2 separate regions of the Homo sapiens genome follow, and region 2 is linked to region 1. The links are chromatin loops, found by intact Hi-C in ENCODE. Cell type or tissue: IMR-90. All regions are shown on one strand. Each heading gives the region's core, and the rest is flanking DNA. Links, peaks and the distances in the headings are about the cores only.

The links. A loop is a pair of places that touch in the nucleus more often than their neighbours do. Peaks named below come from ENCODE experiments on the same cell type or tissue, not always from the same donor. Only the 100,000 strongest peaks of a DNase experiment are listed, where the experiment ranks them.
Region 2: a loop joins it to region 1, with 2.3 times the contacts of the local background. A loop is called at or near these places in 3 of 110 quality-filtered maps.

Annotation. Positions count from the first base shown.
Region 1 is chr3:99,408,592-99,414,978 of GRCh38, forward strand. No RefSeq gene overlaps it. Among named protein-coding and RNA genes, the nearest start is that of COL8A1, 230 kb to the right of the region's middle. In IMR-90, for the core only: no CTCF peak of the experiment used is centred there; DNase peaks (open chromatin) are centred at 2,430 and 5,120; H3K27ac peaks cover 1,440 bases.
Region 2 is chr3:99,472,137-99,478,523 of GRCh38, forward strand. All of the region lies in intron 1 of LOC105374007 (a long non-coding RNA gene), which reads right to left. Among named protein-coding and RNA genes, the nearest start is that of COL8A1, 160 kb to the right of the region's middle. In IMR-90, for the core only: no CTCF peak of the experiment used is centred there; a DNase peak (open chromatin) is centred at 3,305; H3K27ac peaks cover 529 bases.

The sequences.
Region 1 (6,387 bases), core at 477-5,476:
TGGATTCAACCAAATCCAGATCAAAAATATTCAGAAAAAAAACGATTCTGATGCTTAAGTCTGTTATATAAAATGTCAAAGTATTTGTATATAACCTGCATATATCGTATAACAGACTTAAGCATCAGAGGAATTTGGTACATGAGGGGCGTCCTAGAAGCAATCCCCCGAGGATATCAAGAGGTGACTGTATTTTAAATATATAGTCTCAGCTATGTTTCAAAGGAAACTACATGGTTAAGTTGAATTTCAAATTCACTTGGCCAGCAATTGTTAATTATCAAGAGATATGTCAAATTTCTAGCCTAAAGAAGCATATGATTTCCTGAATAGACATGACATGGAAGAGAGTAATGGACAGTTATCAATACCACACACTTAATTACAGAGTGATCATGAAAACGATGGTCCAAATGATAAGACAAACATTGTCTATAGGTTTGAGAGAACCCAAGGAGTATTTTTTGGAGGAGGTAGAATTTTATCTGGACCTCAAAAGGCAGGTAAGACTCAGCTAAGAGGAGTGGAAAAGCCACCTCAGACAAGGAAGCAGATATGGCACAAGTAGATTCCAGTTGGAGAGATACATTCAGTTGAAGCCAAGAGTTCATGATAGGGGATAGAAGAAAGAAAGCTGGAAAATAGATAAAGATGCAGGTCTAGAAGGCTAAATAATTTATCCAATCGAGAGTCATCAAAGATCTTGGAGCAGATAAATACCATGATGATAAATACTGTGTCTAAATATGGAAGTGAAGGGGAGAAAAGGAATTCAATATAACTTTTTGAATATGGATAATGAGAAAAATGGTGTCAGTGACAGAAACAGAGATGTTAGATTGAGAAGTTTTTTCCCCATACCAAACTTATGCATGTTTTCATTTGAGATTCTCTTCATTTTGGATTTAATTAATTGAAAGATGTTCTCCAAACTCTAACCTTAACTAAGTACCATTTAGCCCAGCTACACGATTGACATTCTCACTTGAATTTCTAAAGCACCTATCAATTTTAGTTCTACCTAAGAGAGGTCTTAAATCCCACCCCCTGCCAATTATTCTTTCCGGAGTCTTCCTCGTGTTAGTAGACGTCATCAATCCATCAACAAAAACTCTTGGCTCCATTTAAAAAATATATTTCACATCTGTTTACTTCTTTTCATTTCTACCATTTTTCACCTTGGTCTAAGCCACTGTTATCTCTAGCTTTGATTATTATGAAATCTTGTTCTACTTGAGCTCCTCTATAATTTATAAAAAACTCAGAGTAGTGCTATGAAAATATGAAATGGGTTGTTTAAATCTCCATATCAAAATCTCCAGTAGCCTCCTACTGCATTTAGAACAAAATTCACTCTTTTTCATGGTCCATTAGGTTCTACATGATTGACCCTATTCTTATCTATGACTTCTCCCAGCTTTACCCCATCTCTCTATGCTCTTGCCACATTGCCCTTCTAGAGTAGGTTAAGATATTTCCTTTCTTGAGGCCTTTGCTCCTGTTGATCCCTCATGCTGGAATTCTCTTCCTCCAGGCCTTTGCATAGCTGGTTCCTCTAGTCACTAAGCCTTAGCTCAGAGGTCACCTCCTCACTGACATTCACTTATAAGTAGCCCTTCCTCACTGGCCTCCCCAACACTTTCTATTACAACACTCTGTCTTATTTCATAGCATGCACCACTAATCTTATTTATTCAGTTATTTGATTATCGCTGCCTCCTTATCCCAATGCCATCCCTTGAGAGGGGATCTAGTCTGCATGGTTTAGTCCTCTATGCCTTCAGTAGTGTCTGGCATACAGTCAGCTCTCATTTAATATTTGTTAAATGAGCAAACAAAGTCTCTCTCGTATAAGTCAATATAATTCTAGCTATGAGAAATTCCTGTTCTGTGCTAGTCTTGAGGATGTGAAAATATGAGGGGAAATTAACATTTTTCAGCAAGCACTGCTAGAGATCCAGGAGTTTCCCCCTCACAATGGAAAATTTAAACCATGAAGGAAAATAAATGAAGGTTAAATACTAGAAGATATTTGTGGACAGTTATGCATTCATTCCACAGGCTCTGTAAGCCTGTAAACAATCAGGAGTTTATACCACATCTTAGCTGGTGTTCCGCTGCTTTCTATAGAATGGGAAGAAAATGTAGCTTGTCTATCACAGCAGGACTGGTGGCTTGAAAGGCAGCAGGATTTGTGTTTTCAGGTGTGACAGACTCTCTCACCCTCAGCTCCCAGAGGGCAGAGACCAAGGACCACATAACCACCAAAGCCAATGATCTGACCTCTGGAGGATTGACAGGCTCCAGGATGAGTAATGAGTTAGGCCCGGCAGATTATACAGTGCCCCTGAGATGAAGAAAACAGAACAAGGATGAATGAGTGCCTGTGGGAAAAGAAGTGTATCGGCTCTCACACAACCACCGTGCCCTGCGTGACTGGCTTAAACAGAAATCTGGCAGCAAGAGAGGGAACTAAAGGAAGTTAAAAAAAAATAGCAGGCAATCTCCTCCCTTTTCATTCTTTAACTTTCTGATGAGAGAATAAAATGCTGCTACCAGATGTAGCATGTGCTGGCATTAATTATCTCATTCTTCCATCATCAAGAAAGAATCAATTCATATCATCGTTAGCGTGAGACCACTTCAGAGAAAGCAGGATGTTGCTGTAATTAATCGTTCAAGCTCTGGATTCCACACAGACCTGGACTCAAATTATGGTTGTTATCATTTAGGGCCATGACACCTTTTACAACAGGAACATTTTACTACCACTACATGAGGTTATGTAAGGAAAACATAGACAGTTCATGTGAAATGTTTAATTTAGCACTTGGACCACAGAGCTCTCAATAAATACTAATAAAATATAAAATTACTATTTTATTATCTAATCTATGTTTTTTCTCCCCCGCCCCTCCCATAAAAACCAAGTAGTCTAAATAAACATAAATTGTCTGCACAAGAAAAATCTATCTGATGATGTTCTGAATTTGGAAGAAATTGAGGAACTTCAAAAAGTAATTATTCTATATTTAAAATATGTGTAGTTCTAGCAAGCCATTCCCACCACCATTACCAAGCATAAGCTACAGAATTTAATCATTAAGGGTAATCACCAAGTAGTTAAATAGTGAATGAATAAGTAAAATTTTAGAATTAAATATAAACTTTTATTCCAATGCAACTTACTGTTGTTATTTTCCATTCACAAGTTTGGCAAAAAATAAAAAGCTGAATAATAGCTTTTGATAACAATAATGTATATGGAAATGTGCTTTCTAATACAGTATTGTTGGAGGCATAAATAGATACAAACTATTTGGAGGACAGTTTCTCAATAACTGCCAAACTCTTTAGAAACATTTCCCATTAGATCCAATAATTCCATTTCTAGGAGCTCACCCTAAGAAAATAACAAAAGAGTTTCACAAAGATATATATATGAGTTTCTCATTTTTGGATTGTTTCTAACAATACCTGCTCCCACACACACACACACACACACACACACACACACACACACACACAAAAGCTCAACTGTTAATCATTTGAGACTTGGCTAAATAAATGATAAATATTTTATAGACACTAAAAATGATATGTAGATAAACATTGACATTAAAATGCTTACGAAGGGTTATTTGTTTAAAATTGTTATAAAATAATTTATAGTATAATCTAATTTTTCCTAAAAATAATTATTTTTATGTATAGAACAGAAAAGCACTTGAAAAGATATCCTACAAAATATCAACTCCTGTTATTATTTGGCTATAGGATTATAGTTTACCTTTATTTTCTTTATACTTTGGTGTTTTAAAAACATTTTATGATGTCCAATTATTTTCCATAATAATAAATCTATTTTAAAAACTTAATAGACTATGAAAAAATATTTTATATAGAAGTAGTATCTAGGTCTTAACATTTATAACATATAGGACCTTTAAATTATATTGAGTCTCTTGGGAAGTTTCTGTGGATAAGTTAATATTTTCCTAAACTTAGAAACATGGCAGCAGTTCTTTACTATATGAATCACTGAATAAAAAGAGACTAGAAAGGCATCATGATGACACTAGAAATTACCGTGCTAACATGGTCCGTGGAATCATTTTTCCTTGGAGTACTATCAGCATTTGCTTGTAGCCTCTTGCTTTGTCTTATCAGTAAAATCAATGGTATAGTATTAAATTATTTTTTACCCATTATCACTTGACCAAAATATTGGCTCGACCAAAATAAGGCATTAAAGTATATGCTGCTTCAGCACTTGGTGGGAATGATGCTCCTTGTTTGTTTTCAGTATGTTTGTGAAGCAAAGTCATCTAGTTTTCTGTGACCATTTCTCGTCTCATAAATGTCAAAAATAAATGCCAGTGTCCTGAAAGCATGCAAGTAGAAACCATGATAGTGAGAACATTTTGAAAACCTACAGTTGTAACTACAAGATGTAATTCAAAACAAAAGAAGCAAGAAAAAATAGGATAATTTGCAAATAAATATTTTTAAGACTCAATATTGAAAACCCTTTTCTTCGTTTTTTAAAACCAATGAGAGCTTTAAAAAGTACTGTATTGTTTCCCACTACAACTTACATCATCACTAGCACTTATAGTGTAAAGAACACCTGCCTCTTGCCTGCCCTGGGTATTACTGAGGTTATAGCAGGCACTGAAAGAAAACTCAGATTTTGGCAATAAAAAACATGTTTTACTTGAGTTCTTTTTCTTCTTCCTTCCAAGTCAATGTGTATTTAGCTAATAATTTTGAGACCATTTTGGACTGAATAGAATAACCTTTAAGCCAAATGTACAGCTTATTTCATGGTATGTTTAGAATCAGGTCTATACTGCCAAAGTGAGAAAGAACTTTGGATAAATCTGAGTAGTACAGACAGCTCCTCTGGAAACTTCTAAAATAGGTTTCCTTGTCTGTCTAAAATTACTTGAATTATCAGAAATTGTTCATTTGCACATCTTTGTGTTTCAGAAAACCAACTGAATTTGTTTTTTAAAACCCCCCATTTAGTTGGAATCTGTTGACCGAAATAATACATTGAAAAATATGGTGACACATAGTGGAAGAATCTTCACCACTCAAAACTACTTGAGTTCTCTCTCTGTGACAGGAAATACCAAGCAAGTTTTAAATGAATTCCAAGGCAATGCTTAAAGCCAAAGCATAGTGGAAAATATATAAGAGCTATTCAATAAGTATTTATTAATGTCTGTATCTATATTAATCATGTAAAATATATTAGCATATTATATTAGTAACCAGCTAAATCTGTACCACACACTTACTCCATGTTAGTCCTCATGCTAAATGCTTTATTCCATTTAACCCTACATAATCTAGTGAGAGATATATTATTATTATCTTTATTTACAGCTGAGAAAACATACAGAATTTAGGAAGCATACACAAGGTCAGATAGATCAGTATAGGATTAGGTCAGGATTTGATCCCTTAATAGGCTTTGAAATCCCAGTCTGATTTCAGAGCCTAACTTTTAGTCACTATGCTATAATTCCTATAGCAGTAGCAGGCATTGAGCGAACTACAAAGAAGTTAAAGGCATGATCGCAACTCCATAGAATTTCCTTTTCCAAATAAAGTGACTACCTAGAAAGAATGGACTGAGAAGAGTGCCGGTTCACTTTGGGAAGGAACTGAATTTTCTGTATTCCAAAGGTTGGTTTGCTAATAATAGAAAATCCCGAGAAATTCTCCCCAAAATAAACTCCTAAACTAATAAGTGAGTTAGGCAAGGTTATAAGCTAAAGGGTAAAAGTACATAATCAAGTATATTTCTATGTTCTATCAATGAACGCTGAAATTAAACAATACCATTTACATTGCACTCCAGTGAAAATTATATACTTAAGTATACAATTAACAAGACATGCACAGGATCTATTAGGTTGGTGCAAAAGTAATTGTGGTTTTTGCCATTGAAAGGAATTTTTTTTATGCTGAAAATTTAAAAATTCAGATGAAATAAATCAATGACTTACACAGAAAGACATACTTTGTTCGTGCATTGGAAGATTCATTTCTCCCGCATTGATGTGCAGTTTTAAAGAAAAACCATTATAATAAAAACCCTGGCTGGGCACTGTGGCTCATGCTTGTAATCTCGGCACTTGGGGAGGTCGAGGCGGGCGAATCACTTGAGGTCAGGAGTTCGGGACCAGCCTGGCCAACATGGTGAAACCCCATCTCTACTAAAAAATACCAAAAAACTACCCGGGCCTGGGGGCGCAGGCTTGTAGTCCCAGCTGCTGGGGAGGCTGAGGGAGAATTGCTTGAACCCAGGCAGCAGAGATTGCGGTGAGCCGAGATCGCGCCACTGCACTCCACCCTGGGCGATAGAGACTCCAT
Region 2 (6,387 bases), core at 760-5,759, 64 kb after region 1:
AACAGTGGTAAGTAGCAAGAGCAGAACCCTGACTGTGTCCGGACTCACTCCAACTCTTAATGATTCAGGCAACTCACTTGGCCACCAGCTCTGTTCTCTCCCAACTTTGCTTAAATAGCCAAGTCTGTGATGGCTGGTGCCCAGTAGTGACATTTCCATTTCAGGCTAGGGAATGTAAAAATAATAATAATAATAATAATAATATAAAAGAGTTAATATGATCAATGTTCTTGAAAATTGCTTTTTTTTTCTTTCAGTACCAAAACACCATTAAAGTGACTAGAGGAACTGATCACTTTTAGTCACACTGTGACTCAAGGGACATACTACCTAAATGCCCAGCTGACAGGAGGCCAAACTCTGCTCAGCTATTGGTGAGCCACGTGGGAATAACAAAGGCCAAATTGGCAAATGATAGGAACATTGCCTCTCACAAGCCAAATCCTCAACAGAGGAGCTCGGCACCCTTCATGGAGTTACTGAGACTGGGCCTCTCATTTCTTTCTGAAACGCCTGTTCCAACAGTATTAGACACACTCTGGAAGCAGCTACACATTTCTGAATGATGAGTTCTGAAGTAAAGACTTGTCAGTGGTATAGTAATGTGGATTTAAAAAATATATTTTATTTTGTGGTAGAATTGCCTGGCTCTTAAAAAGACACTGCAAAACTTAGTTTGACTGCAGATGAATTTAGCTATCAAGGGTTTCTGTCTTATTCATTGTTAGGAAAACACAACCAACCCTCCACTTGTTTTTTCTTCTCACTGCACATTAGATGTCATATGAAAACATATCAAAATAGCAAGTTCAGCCTCAGGGACAGATTTGTAATGCAAGACTCCTCACATGAGTGTACTTTTGTCAAACACCTGTGGGTATATTGTCCAGTTCTATCTTCCCATCAAAAAACAACCAGCAAAAAAAGAAGATGACTTTCAAGATCTAAACATACTTTAACTCTATCCCACTGGGCAAATGCCATTAAAGTGGTTGAAAGGACTGACCACTTTTAGTCACTCTATAACTGTGCATCCTAAGGGATGCCTTCACCAACTCAAGCTGCTCAGATACTGCTGAGCCACACAGGAATAATGAGGGTGGAATCGCAAAATGATAGAAACGTTGCCTCTCACAGGCCAAACCTCTCACCAGAGGCTCATAGAGCCCTCCATGGAGTTAACCCCATTGAGCCTCTTGTTTCATTCTGAAATGTCTGTTCCAATAGTATTAGACACACTCTGGAAGCAGCTACACATTTCTCAATGATGAGTTCTGAGGAAAATATTTGTCCACGGTATGCAGCTGTACAGTGTTTCACTTTGTGATGATACCACAATTCATTAATCCATTCTACCCTTGACAGGCACTCAAGCAATTTTCAGTTTTGTACTTTTATAAATAGTCCTTCTAAGATCAACCAGGACATGTCTTTTGATAAAGCTATGCTGACATTTATGTTGAGTTATATACCTAGGCATCATATTGCTTGGAAGATATTGCCAAACTGTTTGCCAATGTAGTTGTACCAATTTAGACTTCTACCAGCAGTGACTCACAGCCAACAATTTCTATGGCTTCACATCCTTACTAACACTCAGGATTCTCCGCCCTTTCTGTTTTAGCTATTCTAGTGAATGTACAGTATTGTTGTATAGTGGGGTTTTTTTGTTTGTATTTTCCTGATAACTAATGAGATTGAATATTCTCTATTAAACTGTCTACTTCAGTCTTGTTTATTTCTCTACTGGTTATATGCCTTTTTCTTATTGATTTTTAGTTATTTATGTATTCTGGATACATGTACCTTGAGGTTCTTAAAGCAGTTATTAATTTTGATATAAACTGAATTATCATTATTTTTGTTTTAGAAATAGTTCTTTTGGTGTCCCATTTTAAAGTCTTTACCTGCTCCAAGATCATAAAGATGATCATCAAGCTTCTCCTCTAAAAGCTTTATTGTTTTGCCTTTTACATTTAAATCTATAATCCATCTGAATTTGACTATTTTCTATTTAGTAGGACTAAGCATCATTTATTGAAAAGACTATTATCTCTTTGCTGCGCTGCATTGCAACTTCTACTGTTTGTCACAAATCCAGTGACTATGTTAGTCTGGCTCTGGACTCTCTCTTCTTTGGACATCTTCTGTCCTGATGGTCAGTTTTTCTGTCCTACAAACACCACACTGTCTTGACTACTATAATTTTATAATAAATTTTGATGTCGATCTTGACTACTGTAATTTTATAATAAATTTTGATAGCTGGTCAAAAAAGCCCTCTAGCTATGTTCTTCTCCAAGAATACCTTGGATATCCTTGGCCTTTTGCAGTTCCAATTTTCATTAATAAAAAGTATGCTGGTTTTAAAAATTAGAATTACACTAAATACATAGACTAATTTAGCAGAATTAATATTTTAACAGCATTGAGTCTTCCATCTATGAACATGGAATATCTCACCATGTGTTTAGATCCTCTTTCACTTTTCTCAATAATGTTTTGTAATTTGACTGTAGAGGTGTTTGCACATGTTTCATTGCATTAGTTCCTATGTGCTATGATTTCAGTCTTGTTTGTCCCCACCAAAACTCATGTTGAGGTTTGATCCCCAATGTGGCAGTATTGGGAGATGGGGCCTAGTGGGAGAAGTGTTGGGTCATGGCAGCAGATTCCTCATGAATGGCCTGGTACCTTTCTCATGGTAATAAGTTCTTGCTTTACTGAGACTAGATTCATTCCTCAGGAATGAATTTGTTTCTGCAAGAAGGGGTTGCAATAAAGCAAGGTTCCTCCTCACTGTTGGTATCTCTTCCCATGTGTTTACTTCCCCTTTGACCCTGTCTGCCATAGTTTGACTTAGCATGTGGCCCTCAGCAGAAGCTGAGCAGATGCCAGTGCTATGCTTCCCATACTTGCCAGCTGGCATAACTATAGCTAAATAAATTCTTGTCTTTATAATTTACCCAGTTTCAAGTATTCTGTTATAGCAACACAAAATGGACTAACATACTAGGGATGTGATTTTTGATACTTTGGTAAGTGATAATGTTTAAAATTTATTTTTTTCAAGTGTTTCTGACTTATTAAATTATACAGATTATTAGATTATTAGATTATTAGAAAGACTTACTAAATTATGCAGATTAACCTTGTATTCAGTGATGTTGCTAAATCTACTTATGAATTCTTATTCTTTTCCTATACTCAGTTAATGTAATGAAGTACATTGAGTAATTTCTGATGTTAAACTACTTTTGCATACTTGAAATAAACTCTTCTTAATGGTGATGTATCATCATTTTTTATGTATTGCTCACACGAGTTTGTTAATGTTTTCTTGAGAATTTTGCATCAATGTTCATCAGAAAACTTGGTATATAATGTCCCTTTGTTATTCTGCCTTTGTCAATTTTATAATCCATATTATGGTGCCTCTTTAAAAGGATTAGAAAGTGTTTCTTCTTTTTCTTTCCTCCGGAAGAATTTGTACAACATTGCTGTTATGTCTTTCTTAAATGTTTGAAAGAATTTGAACATGAAAAAGTTTTGATTAAGAATCCAATTTTTTAAACACATATATCTGATTGTTTACATTTTCTATTTCTTCTTATGGCAAAATTAGTAAGTTGTTGAGTTTTTTGAGTCATGAATCCATTTCATCCAAATCAGTAATTTTATTGGAGAAAGTGTTCATAATATTATCTGACTGAATGTATTGTGATCTGTGTACTTTCAATTCTGAAAACTTATGGATTCTTTATTTTTTCTTGATCAATCCTATTAAAACTTTATCAACTTTAAGTCTCAAGCCTCAATGTTGTTAATTTTTCTCCTTTTCATTGTTTATTTCTGTTTTTTTATTTATTTTCTTAGGTTTTCTTTAGTTTTGATGTGCTTTTTACTATGTAGCTTCTTGAGTTGTAAGTTTAAATAATTGATTTTCAGTCTTTCTTCTTGTCTAATATATGCAGCATATTCTCTGACCACAACAGCATTAAGCTAGAAATTAGAAAACATTTTGAACTAAAATAAAATAGAAACATGCCAAATCAGAATTGTAGTGCTGCAGTTTCTCTCTAAGTACTACATTACCTGCAGCAATATAATAATATGTTTCCACTGTAATTCTGGTTTTTTCATATATAATATATACTATACGCAAATATATATGACATTACAATTCTTGTTTCATACATACAGCCACTAGTCATTTGTATTTATCCACATAATTACTCTCCTGAAGTTTGAAATTTTCTCCTATATTTTCATGTTGCATCTGGAATCATTTTTCTTTTTTTTCTTTTTCTTTTTATTTATTTATTTTTATTATATTTTAATTTCTGGGGTACATGTGCAGAACGTGCAGGTTTCTTATATAGGTATACACATGCCATGGTGGTTTGCTGCACCCATTAACCCGTCATCTACATTAGGTATTTCTCCTAATGCTATCCCTCCTCTAGTACCCCACCCCCAAATAGGCCCCGGTGTGTGATGTTCCCCTCCCTTTGTCCATGTGTTCTCATTGATCAACTCGCACTTATGAGTGAGAGCATGCAATATTTGGTTTTCTGTTCCTGTGTTAGTTTGCTGAGAATGATAGTTGCCAGCTTCACCCATGTCCCTACAAAGGACATGAACTCATCCTTTTTTATGGCTTCATAGTAGTCCATGGTGTATATGTGCCACATTTTCTTTATCCAGTCTATCATTGATGGGCATTTGGGTTGGTTCCAAGTCTTTGCTATTGTGAATAGTGCAGCAATAAATATACAGGTGTGTGTCTTTATAGTAGAATGATTTATAATCCTTTGGGTATATACACAGTAATGGGATTGCTGGGTCAAATGGTATTTCTGGTTCTAGATCCTTGAGGAATAGCCACACTGTCTTCCACAATGGTTGAACTAATTTAAACTCCCACCAACAGTGTAAAAGCATTACTATTTCTTGACATCCTCTCCAGCATCTGTTGTTTCCTGACTTTTTAATGATTGCCATTCTAACTGGTGTGAGATGGTATCTCATTGTGGTTTTGATTTGCATTTTTCTAACTACCAGTGACGATGAGCATTTTTTCACATTTTTGTTGACCACATACATGTCTTCTTTTGAGAAGTGTCTGTTCATATCCTTCACTCACTTTTTGATGGTTTTTTTTTCTTGTAAATTTATTTAAGTTCCTTGTAGATTCTGGATATTAGCCTTTTGTCCGATGGATAGATTGCAAAAATTTTCTCCCATTTTGTAGGTTGTCTGGAATCATTTTTCAGCTTGAGAGTAGTTCATTTAATTTTACAAAGGTGGGCCTACTAGTGACAAATTCTTTATTTTTTATTTGACTAAAACTATCTTTATCTTCATTTTTTGAAGGATATAAAAATATTGTGTGTGAAATTATAGGTTGGCAGTTATTTTAACATTTTTAAGATGTCATTTTATTGTTTTCTAGTTTCCATCATTTTGGTTAAGAAGTTAGATTTCAGTCTTAGTGTTTCTCTTTTTAAGTCAACAACTGTAAGCTTTTCTCTTTATATTTGGTTTTCAGAAGATTCTTTGATATACTGTGGTGTAGTTTGCTTTGTTTATCTTCAAATTGTGGTTCTCAAAGCTTTTTGAATCTCTCAGTTGTTATCTTTCATCAGTTTGGAAAATATAAATAGTGATTCCACCCATTTTCTCTTTTTACTTCTGTGATACCTATTATATGTATGTTAGACCTTTGGATCATCCTATACATCTCTATTCATTTTTTCTTTTAATTTTTTCCTAATCTTAATTTTATGTGTTTTTATTGACTTATATTTTAATTCACTTGTCCTGTATACTTCTGTTTCTAATCTACTGTTAAATCCATCTATTGAGTTCTTAATTGCGGAGATTGTATTTTTCAATTGTATATTATCTATTTCTTTTTATTTAACAGAATATAATTCTCTGGAGAAAATCTCCATACTTTCACCTATTCTTTTTATCTTTTTTCTAATTTATTTAATATATTAATTATTGTTATTACAAAGGCTTTGACTGGTAACTCTGATATCTGGATCATTTATTAGTCTGCTACTATTTCTATCTTTTTCTTCTTCATTACTAATAAAAATTTTCCTGTCTTTTGGCATGTATAGTAATATTTTATTGTATGTCAGACATTAAGCATAAAAGAAATAAAGAGATTCCAAATAATGTGATGTTTCACCAGACAGTGTTTCCCCTTTCTTCTGTTATGTCACTCAGTTAAGCAGCTGACCATTTTGCAGAGTCAGGAATTGATATAGGTTAGAGCTGGACTATAGATTGTATAAGTCCCAGTATACATCTGTTTCAGTCATCTTCTTGAAAATGACCATCTCAAGCTTTTAATTAAGAGCCTAATTGGTTTCT